Linked DNA regions of Homo sapiens: region 1 is linked to region 2. A link is an interaction called in ENCODE POLR2A ChIA-PET data of the cell type or tissue named here. Cell type or tissue: OCI-LY7. All regions are shown on one strand. Links, peaks and the distances in the headings refer to the core of each region. The heading gives the core; the rest is flanking DNA.

Region 1 (2,500 bases), core at 1-2,500, 260 kb before region 2:
ATTACTTTTTTCTAGGCTCTCTGGGAAGAGTTGAAACACTGGCCCTGGTCCTATTGCTGCAGCAGACCAATAATGGTGGAAAGCCATTTATACTTTTAGAATCTCAGTTTCCTCGTTTTAAAGATGGGAGTATTAGCCAGGCATGGTGGCATGTGCTTGTAATCCCAGCTACTCAGGAGGCTGAGGCAGGAAGATCACTTGAGCCCAGGAGCTCAAGGTGGCAGTGAGCCATGGCTGCACCACTGCGCTCCAGGTTGGGTCACAGAGTGAGACTCTGTCTCTTTAAAAAAAGCGGGGAAGGGGCACGGATATCTTTACCGCACGTTGCAGTGTCTTCCTAAGAACCAGTTGCCCTAATGGATATGCTTTGTGTCGTCACTTGTCGAGCTGTAAATGTTAGGCTGCTTTTTTTGTTTTACACTGATGGTGGACTTTTAAAAGTACAATTGAAGGTCTGTTATTGTTTCATTTGTCCAGGTTGAAGCAAATAATTTATGGTATTTACTCGAAAGAGTGTGTGATTGAAAGCAGACAGGCCTGGGTTTGCAGTGTGGCTTCAATTTACTAGATGTGAAGCTTTGGACACAGGTAACTAGCCTCAGTTTTGTTTTTTTGTCTATCAACTGCATAATGTGTTCCTGACAGGGTTATTGTAGGGTTAGTAATGAGGGTGAGGTGCTTAATAAACGACGCCTGTTCTGTAAATTTAGGTAAAATATGAATTATAAGAGCAGTGATTTAAATACATGCCGTTATGGTGCATTGGTCCATTTTTATACTTCTGTGAAACACTAGACTGGGTAATTTATAAAGAAAAAAGGGTTTAATGGACTCACAGTTCCACATGGCTGGGGAGGCCTCACAATCATGGTGGAAGACAAAGGAGGAGCAAAGACACATATTACATGGAGGCACGTAAGAACGTGTGCAGGGAAACTGCCGTTTATAAAACCATTAGATCTCTCTTGAGACTTACTCACTGTCACGAGCAGCAGAGGAGAAACCCGCCCCCGTGATTCAGTTACCTCCCACTGGGTCCCTCCTGTGACACGTGAGGATTATGGGAGCTACAGTTCAAGATGAGATTTGAGTGGGGACACAGCCAAACCATATCATATGATCTCTCCCTAATTTTCTTTTCTCTTTTTTTTTTGAGGTGGAGTCTCACTCCATCGCCCAGGCTGGAGTGCAGTGGCGCGATTTCCACTCACTGCAAGCTCCACCTCCCGGGTTCACGCCATTCTTCTGCCTCAGCCTCCCGAGTAGCTGGGACTACAGGTGCCCGCCACCACGCCTGGCTAATTTTTTTTATTTTTAGTAGAGACAGGGTTTCACTGTGTTAGCCAGGATGGTCTTGATCTCCTGACCTTGTGATCCGCCCGCCTCGGCCTCCCAAAGTGCTGGGATTACAGGCGTGAGCCACCGCACCCGGCCCCTAATTTTATTTGCAGTACAACTAATGTTGGTGATTATTTGTGCCAAAAAATATTGCTATTTACATCTGGTCTGCTCAATGATGTGGAGGTGTGGGTGCATCTAGCCCTTGAACAGTTTTCATAGCCTGTAACATCTGTATGAAAATGCAGCATTTAACATTAGGGTGGATGTGGGCTCTCCAGTTGCAAAGTCTGAAAGCTAGAGACATTTTATACCTGGAAGCTGTATCTTGCATCTTAGGGCTATATTGCATTTTAAAAACTTTTGTCTTAGTTGCCGATAATCCCAGGCATTAATGACTTTGGCAGGCTTTCTGGAAAGAAAAGCAATCACAAACCATTCTTTCCATGAACAGAATGGCCAGAGTCACTGTATATTTGTATGTGTGGATATACATGTACATATACATATACAGATATTGACTTAGTGTTGAACATTTAGTGATTATTGCTTGTATTGAACTGATTTGTATTAATGACTCAGTGAAACAATTAACCTCTTTACTCAGAAACAAGCATTGCGGTTAGGTTCTTTCTCAAAGTCTGATCCATTAGTTTCATGGATGGGGTGTGAATCAAACTTGACGTTGATTTTTGAAGATTCAGAACTAACTTCCCACTCTATCGAAAGAGTGACAACCACAAGGCTCATTTTAAAGCTTTCAGTCTCCAGTTGACCTCCTCTAGGAGTGGGTAGTGCAGGGGCACAGCTCCCATAGGGCGTCTTCAAAGCCTCAGTGATCAGGCATCAGTAACAACCTCCTGTTTGTGGAAGGTTTGCAGAAGGTTGTCAAGCACTGTCCTGAAAGAGCTGTGTTCTCTGGTCCCCTGAAGAGCCCAAACCACCCATTCTGTTTATGTGTGTTCAGCTGATCAGCTCCTATGCTCAGTCCAGTAACTTCCAGTTCCAGCAGATCTTCCCACAAGGACCAGGATTTACCAGGAGAGATTTCCATGGAGGAAAAAAGAAATGAAACTTGGTTACGAGTTCACAACATTTTCAGTGTTAAGATTGATCTTTCTTAAGACACATTAGGACATCTTATACTTTTAATATTTTCATC
Region 2 (8,412 bases), core at 2,602-5,101:
GACTTGGCACAGAAGCCGCAGAAGGCTTTTTCCATGTGTAGGAACTTGCAAGGATGGCAGGAGGCTACAGAGAGCAGACTTGAAACCCTGTGAAAAGAAGAAATAAGCAAAGCAAGAGGATAAGCCCTGGGAGAACAGCGTGCTTCCCAGTGTCTGCCTCGTCCTGCACAGTAAGAGCCAGGTCAACTTCAGGAAATAAGCAAGGCCTCTAAAAGGAAGCACGACCAGAAAATACAGCACAACTAGGAGCATATGGAAGGGATCCAAGAAGTGGAGACCATCATTCGGTAATAGAATCTGCTTTGGAGATGAGAGAGCCTAGAAGGATGCCCAATGCCCAGGTAAATATAGATTGTTCAAAATACATTCAATTTTCAAATAAGCCACCTTGGGAATTTTTAAATTATTATTATTAATATTATTTATATATGTTATATATAAATATTATTTATTATTAATAATATTATCCATAATGGGGTACTATTCAGCCGTAAAAAAGAGATCCTGTCATTTGCAAAACATGGATGGAACTGGAGGTCATTATGTTAAGTGAAACAAGCCAGGCACAGAAAAACAAACATCACATGTTCTCACTTATTTGTGGGATCTAAAAATCAAAACAATTGAACTTATGGACATAGAGGGTAGAAGATTGGTTACTAGAGGCTGGAACAGATAGTAGGAGGTAGATGAGAAGTGGGGATGGTTAATGGGTGCAAAAAACATAAAAAGAATGAAGAAGGCCTACTATTTGGTTGCACAACAGTGTGACTATAGTCAAAAACCTACTTATACATTTAAAAATAATGAAAAGAGTGTAATTGGATTGTTTGTAACACGAAAGATAAATGCTTGAGGTGATGGACACTCCATTCTCCATGATGTGATTATTACACATTGCATGCCTGCATCAAAACATCTCATGACTCCCACAAATATATATACCTATTATGTACTCACAAGAATTTTTTAAATTTTTTAAATAAGATAATAATATCATAGTGATTATTTTAATCCTAGAAAAAATTGCTGTGTCCTCAGAATATTACATTACTTTCAAATAAAAATGGGAAATTAAATTGGGATACAGTTCTAATATTGTTCCTTATCCCTGCTCTGTCCCACTCTCCCATCTCCACACCTAGAAACATCCAAGAAGAGACCCTCTTTCTTCATCCAAAGAAGACTGAGGACTAGATTCTGTGGAATTTGAGTTTCTGACTAAAACATGGCCTGTTTTTCCTCCCCCTACAATCTAGGACCTGGCCCTCTGGGGGGTGTTTCTTTTTCTGTAACCATCTAGTTTCTCTTGCCAGTCAGACATTGTCTCATCCAGTGATAGAAACCTGTACTACTGCCGTTCAAGTCTCACACTAATCACCTGGCGTTAGCACAGATGCCACAGACCGAGGGCACAGTCCCCGTCAAGACAGCCCTCACTGGCCGGGTGCAGTGGCTCATGCCTGCAATCCCAGCACTTTGGAAGGCTGGAGCAGGAGGATTGCTTGAGCCCAGGCGTCTGAGACCAGCCTCGGCAACATAGTGAGACCCCATCTCTGAAAAAAAAATTGTTTTAATTACCCAAGCATGGTGGCACATATCTGTGGTCCCAGCTACTCAGGAGGCTGAGGTAAGAGGATCACTTGAGCATAGGTGTTCAAGACCAGCCTGCGCAACATAGCGAGACCCTATCTCTACAAAAATAAAAATTAAAAAATTAGCTGGGTTTGGTGGCTCACACCTGTAGTCTCAGCAGCCCAGGAGGCTGCAGCAGGGGGATTGCCTGAGCCTAGGAGTTGGAAGCTGCAGTGACTATGATCTTGTCACTGCACTCCAGCCTGGGCAACAGAGCAGAGATCCTGTCAAAAAAAAAAAAAAAAAAGTCACCCCTTACTGCAGAATCAGTCTCAAGTTTGGGGGTCCCAAAGCTACCTGCACTTCTGACCAACTGGCCACAAATTCGGGGTTTGCATGACTCCTTCAGTTTCAATAATTCACTAGAATGACTCAAAGTGCTGTACTTAGGATTACAGTTTTATTATAAAGGATACGAGTCAGGACCAGCATATAAATAGATGCCCAGGATGAGGTCTGGAGGGTCCTGAATGCACAGCTGCCATGCCCTCTTCCCACAGCATCAGAGCACATTACCCTCCTGGCACACTGATGTGTTTACCAACACCCAGGGGGATCATCAGGTGTCTGGAGCTTTGAATGGGTTTCATTTGGTAGGTGTGACTGACTGAATCATTGACCATGTTATAGAACTCCATCTCTAGCATCCCTCTCCAGGGGTCAGGAGGTTGGGCCTGTATTAAGTGACTCAAAGCCCCAACTCTCTAATCACAGGACTGGCTTTTCCACAAGACTGGCCCCATCCTGAGTCACCTTGTTAGCATAAACTCTGCTGTGGTCCAAGGGCCCACCATGAATAACAGATACTCTTATCACTCGGATTCAGACGCCATGTTCCCGGAACCTAAAACAAAAACTAGACACATTCTTTATTATACAACACAATGACAACAGTGGATATTCATTGTTGGTTTTCTAGATGTTAAACTCTGTGCTGAGCACTTTATATACATCTCATTTGATCCTCAGGAGATCCTGAGAACATGTGCCCAAGGTGGCCGGGTGTGGCCAACTGCTTGGTTTTACACATTTTAGGGAGGTATAAGATATCAATCAATATATGTAAGATGTACATTGGTTCAACCCAAAAAGGTGGGACAACTCAAAGGTGGGGGCATCCAGGTCTTAGGTAGATTCCTTATTTTCTTATTGGCAATTGGTTGAGTTTATCTAAAGACCTGTAATCAACAGAAGGGAGGGTCTGGGTTAAGAGAAGTGTTGTGGAAACCAAGGTTCTTGTTATGTAGATGAAGCCTCCAGGTAGCAGGCTTCAGAGGGAGTAGGTTGTAAATGTTTATTGTCAGCCTTAAAAAGGTGCTGGACTCTTAGTGAATTCTCTCCTGGGTCAGGAAAAAGACTTAGAAAGGGAAAGAGATCCTCTACTGAATGTAGATTTTCCCCAGAGACAGCTTTGCAAGGCCATTTCAAAATATGTCAAAGAAATGTATTTTGGGGTAAAATACTTTGATTTCTATCAGGGCCTACTATCTGTCATGTTGGTATCTTATTGCTACAAAGAGTCTGTTTTGGCAGTCTCAATGTCTCTGTTAATGTTAATGCTGTTGGTCAGCTATGCCTGAATTCCAAAGGGAAGAAGGTGTAATGAGGAGTGTCTGACCCCCCTTCTCATCATGGCCTGTTTCAGGTTTACTTTAGAAAGCCTTTGGCCAAGAGGAGGGGTCCATTCATTTGGTTGGGGGGCACTTAGAATTTTACTTTTGGCTTGCAAATAATACTGTGTGTTGGACACATGATTATCCCCATTTTACAGGTGACAAAACTGAGGCACAGAGAAAGGAAATAACTTCCTTGAATTCTCACGGCTGCCACAGCTGGTTAGTGGCAGAGCAGAGATTTGAACTCATATCTGTAATGTGTACTACCAAGTCCCTCCAGCCCCTCTAGAACCTACTGTAAAAAAGGAGAAACCAAGAAGATAGCCATTTTTGCTATAGAAGAACAACACAGATCTAACATGAGGACCCAGGCTTACTTAGCATTCTTGGGGGACAAAACAATCTATGTCCTGCCCTAGAGTGAAAGTATTCAGCCTTTAGAGTCAGAGGGGCTGCTTTGAATACGGGCCTTTCTAATTAGTTGAGTGGTGTTGGAGGGAGAAAAAAGTACTAAACTCTTTATAAAAATGTATAAAGATATGCAAAATCTTTATAAATTAAACAGAGACTCTGCTAACATCTACTCACAAGTTTGGTCTGAGGAATAAAGGAGATAATTTATTTGAAAGTGAAAATCACTCTTCCCGTGTAAGGCTTTTTTGCCTCACTCAACCCGTCCCTGTCCTTTCACCATCAGAATGATCTGCTCTCCACCTGATCTACTATCTATTTATTCCTTACATCTCACATGATGCCCTTAAGCCTCTCTGATTGCCTTGGATCATATTTTTGTTCCTTAGCTTGATTGTTTTTATACCGTTCACATGGACCATTACTTCAGCTTCAGGAAACACCTGCTTTGCAAAGCATTTACTAAGCACCTGACGGTGCATGCCACTGCACAAGGAGCATGGCCGAGGGGCCATGAGGAGCTGCAGCAGTGTAGTGGGAAGGGCCTGGAGCCTGGCCTCTGCAGAACTGAGTTCTGGCCCCCGTTCTGCCTCTTCCTCGCATTGTTACCTTAGGAAATACACTTAACTCTCCTGCATCTCAGGCTATCATTTGTAAAATAGCTCAATAATTGTACCTGACCTGCCCAACCCCATGGGCGGTGGGAGAGTTGTATGGGAGACTATATGTGGAATTTTTTTGAAGCTAACTATATGAGTAGAGAACTCTATGACTAGAGGGAATAATTATGTAAGACAGCATTGAAGCAGACATAGACTCCCACATACAGAGAAAAATAATTCTAGAACAACCCTATAGAAGGCGCAGACAGAAAAATAGCACAGGACGTGCAGGCAGATAAATGTGTTCAAACCACAGAGTCAGGTTCATTTTGGAAGGCAGTTGGCAGGGAGGTCTGGAGAAGAGGTGAGAGATTGTTTACAAACGTGACTGGGACTGGGAGCAGAAGCATACATAAAGCCAGTGGCAGTGTGGAAAAATCCAGTGCTAAAAAGGAGAAATGCCCATAAGTGGGTCTTGAAAATTACAATGTGATTCCCTAGGTGGCACCAACGCATTCCACAGTGACACTCAAGAAGCTCAACTCTTCTTGTCTATGGGTTTTGCCACGTTGCCCAGGATGATCTTGAACTCCTGGGCTCAAGCGATCACCCTGCCTGGGACTCCCAAAGCACTGGGATTACAGGTATGAGCCACCTTGCTGGCCAAGCTTAACTCTTGTAATGAGTATGGTTATCTGTGGCCATAAGCAATGGAAAACACCTCCATGTAAGGTGGGTGGAAGGAAATCCAAAGCTGCTTGGTGACTTCATTCAGAGGAAGGCCACATGGGTTGCTTCAACTGCATAGAATCTCCAAACACTATTTTCTGACAGGATACAGAAGAAGTAAATTGAATATCTTTCTTTCTTTAAAAAAAGAAAGAAAGAGAGAGAGAGAAAGAAAAGAAAAATTGAGGGCTTTGAGGGCTTTTGGTGACAGCTTTGAAAATAAATAAAATGTAAAAGCTTTTAAAAAACTTTAAGCTTTGAGAGAGATACGACTGTGACCTGAGTCACATAGTATGTGCTTGCAATTTCTGTTTCTTAGATTATAGAGGAACTCTCTTCTTCATTGTTCTTGTTCTGTAAATGACTAAGAGAGAACAGAGACCAGACCTCCCCTGCTTCTAATCACTGTTCTTCATTATAGATTAACTGCCACCTTTATTATCTTGTACCCAACTCAGACCAAGTGGTGCAAAAGACCCCTGACTATTACATCTGCACTGTGGAATGTTAAATATACCTTTCCCAAAAAGAAAAAAAAATTACCTTGCCAAATCGGATTATTGTAACTATGCAATAAGCCTTACATAGAAAGATAGTGAAATTCTATTAAGCTTCCCTAAACTTTGACCATATAAATGATCCCAAACTTCTATACTTTGGAACACTCACTCCCATTCTTTGGAATCTGTGCTTCATGAGTGGCTGTCCTCAAACTCTGTGCTCAAAACTAGATTCTGACCCTTTTGATTATTTTAGGTTATTTTTACTTATTTTATCTAAGTTGGTGCTAAAGTGCAAAATCTTACCTTGGCTACTTTTGTTTATTCATTTAACAAATGTTTGTTCAGTGCCTACTGTGTGTGTAATCTATGCCTTTGAGATACCCCAGTGAGCCGACAAAAATCCCTGCCCCTGTAGAGCAGGTGGATTCTCGCTGGGGAACATGGAAGAGGCAGAGAGACTGACTGCATGCAATAAACTAATCAACAAGGAAGTTAAAGAAGAAAGGAGACGTGATCAATGCTACTCAGAAAAGAAGAGGATCACCTGAAGGGAATTAGAAGTTCAGGGTGGGACAGTTGGAATTTTCAATTCTGGAGTCATCTCGAGCACGATACTTAACCTCACTAGGCCTCCTTTCCTTTTCCATAATAGGAAATGAATACCCGCCTCAGGGCCACAGCCATAATGGGACAAAGTGCTCAGTACAGCACCTGATTCAGATGAACACCCACAGAGTCACCACCGTCACTGTTACTCACCCGAGTTTTGTCCATTGGACCACTGTACACAGAGAAAAAGAAAGTTGGTAATTGTGTGGTTTACGGAGTTTAAACAACCTCTTCCACCAGAGCCACTGAGCCTAAATCTACTTTAACAAGGAGCAAAGGATATTTTGATCCACAGCAAGAGAAAAGGTTTTCAAAGCAAATACCCTTGAGATAGAAAACAAAGATTCCACTCCAGTTCATTTACTTGCAACAACAGCGGTTGGAGGAGGGTAAAACCAGGCTGAGAAGAAGAAAGAGCACAGGAGGCCCCAGGGCAAGAGGAGGAGGTGAATCCCAGCAGGGGATGGAAAGATGGGAAGAAAAGGCCAAACCATTCGCTGGCTTTCTGACTTTATTTCCAAATGCCCTGCCGGAGATGTGCTCATTAATGGTTTGTTTGAACAGGCCACGTCTACCCAATGGACCCAGACTAAAAGGAACAGGACAGAACTGAGGGAACCTCAGTTAAGGTCAAGTGCCTGCTTAGTCTCATGGACTGTACAGAGAGTAGGAGAAACAGCTTGCCTTGGAGACAGCCTAGGAGCAGAAATAATAAGGAACTAATCATCCATGCTTCGTCGGCAGTAGTAGAAAGCAAACAATTCATCAGTGGCCCCAACTATCTCTTGCCCAGACCAGTTTATGCCTTACAGAACCCCCTCATACCCCCATCAATTCAGGCTAGCATTACTTTGTTTTTGTTTTTTGAGACAGAGTCTCACTCTGTCACCCAGACTGGAGTGCAGTTGGTGCGATTCGGCTCACTGTAACCTCTGCCACCCGGGTTCAAGCGATTCTTGTGCCTCAGCCTCTCGAGTAGCTGGGATTACAGGCATGCACCGCCACACCTGGTTAATTTTTGTATTTGTAGTAGAGACGGGGTTTCACCATGTTAGCCAGGGTGGTCTCGAACCCCTGGCCTCAAGTGATCCGCCTGCCTCAGCCTCCAAAAGTGCTGGGATTACAGGCGTGAGCCACCGCACCCAGGCAGGCTAGCATTGATTTTTGTTCCAATAGCTACTTAGGCTCACTGTTAATGTGGCTTTTGTTGCTTTTTACTGGCTGTTTGCTTCTCATAAGTACCATAGAGGACTTTCTATGTGCTTGTATAATAAATCTTATAAATCCAGTCTAAAAAAATTATGTTTTTTATAGTTTGCCTTGGTAATTCCTAGGCCTGGGAGGGGGACCAGATATATCAGGTGCCCCATGAGAAACCTCTCCTGGGGCAGTACCAGGTACTAGGGAACATGATAAACAGATGCAGACTCAAAGGGTAGCTTCCCTTGTCTGTACAGTAGCTTAATGATGAAGGTGGCTGAGTGGCAGTTCTACCTGGTTCCAGGAACCTCCTCAGCTAGACTTGTTTTTGTTTCTGTTTTGAGACAGAGTCTCATTCTGTCGTCCAGACTGTAGTGCAGTGGTGTGATCTCAGCCCACTGCAACTACCATCTCCTGGGTTCAAACGATTCTCCTGCCTCAGCCTCCTGAGTAGCTGGGATTACAGGTGCCCACCAGCAAACCTGGCTAATTTTTGTATTTTTAGTAGAGACGGGGTTTCGCCATGTTGGTCAGGCTGGTCTCGAACTCCTGATCTCAAGTAATCCACTTACCTTGACTTCCCAAAGTGCTGGATTACAGGCATGAGCCACTGCGCCCGGCCTCAGCTAGATCTTTAAGGCAACGGTTCCCCACCTTTTCAAGTATGAGATGCCATTGTAACATTAGAAAACTTCATAGGTCTCATTAACAGTGCCTGTATCATTCATTTTAAAAATCCTTATTGTCAAGTGACATTTTTTTTTCTTTTGAGTCAGAGTCTCACTCTGTTGCCCAGGCCGGAGTGTACTGATGTGATCGACAAGTGACATTTTAAAATGAATGTTGTGTTTTACAGATGGCAACAGCGCCCTCACATGCTATGTACAATTCAGCCTACGGACGTACTTGGTGGCATTTCAGCGTGATGAGCCTTACAGGGGTTTTCAGACACAGACTTTACTAAGAACAACATGTGGATGGTTTTAAAAGAACTATTGGAATGAGCAGACTACAATTTTCCAACAGTTACTTTCAACACAAATGCATGTGGAAAGCTGAAATCATATGCATCTGTGGTTAGATTCTGGCCTTAACCCTGTGCTGACC

What was found. ChIA-PET counts read pairs that join two places held together with the same protein. Peaks named below come from ENCODE experiments on the same cell type or tissue, not always from the same donor. Only the 100,000 strongest peaks of a DNase experiment are listed, where the experiment ranks them.
Region 1: POLR2A ChIA-PET joins it to region 2 with 5 read pairs; 5 of 35 experiments call an interaction of 5 or more read pairs at or near these places.

What each region holds. Positions count from the first base shown.
Region 1 is chr18:8,713,662-8,716,161 of GRCh38, forward strand. All of the region lies in intron 1 of MTCL1 (microtubule crosslinking factor 1), which reads left to right. Among named protein-coding and RNA genes, the nearest start is that of GACAT2, 7.3 kb to the left of the region's middle. In OCI-LY7, for the core only: no CTCF peak of the experiment used is centred there; no DNase peak of the experiment used is centred there.
Region 2 is chr18:8,974,470-8,982,881 of GRCh38, forward strand. No RefSeq gene overlaps it. Among named protein-coding and RNA genes, the nearest start is that of NDUFV2, 120 kb to the right of the region's middle. RefSeq lists an enhancer at 2,639-3,170. In OCI-LY7, for the core only: a CTCF peak has its summit at 4,802; DNase peaks (open chromatin) are centred at 3,582, 4,132 and 5,015; H3K4me3 peaks cover 1,012 bases; H3K27ac peaks cover 2,496 bases.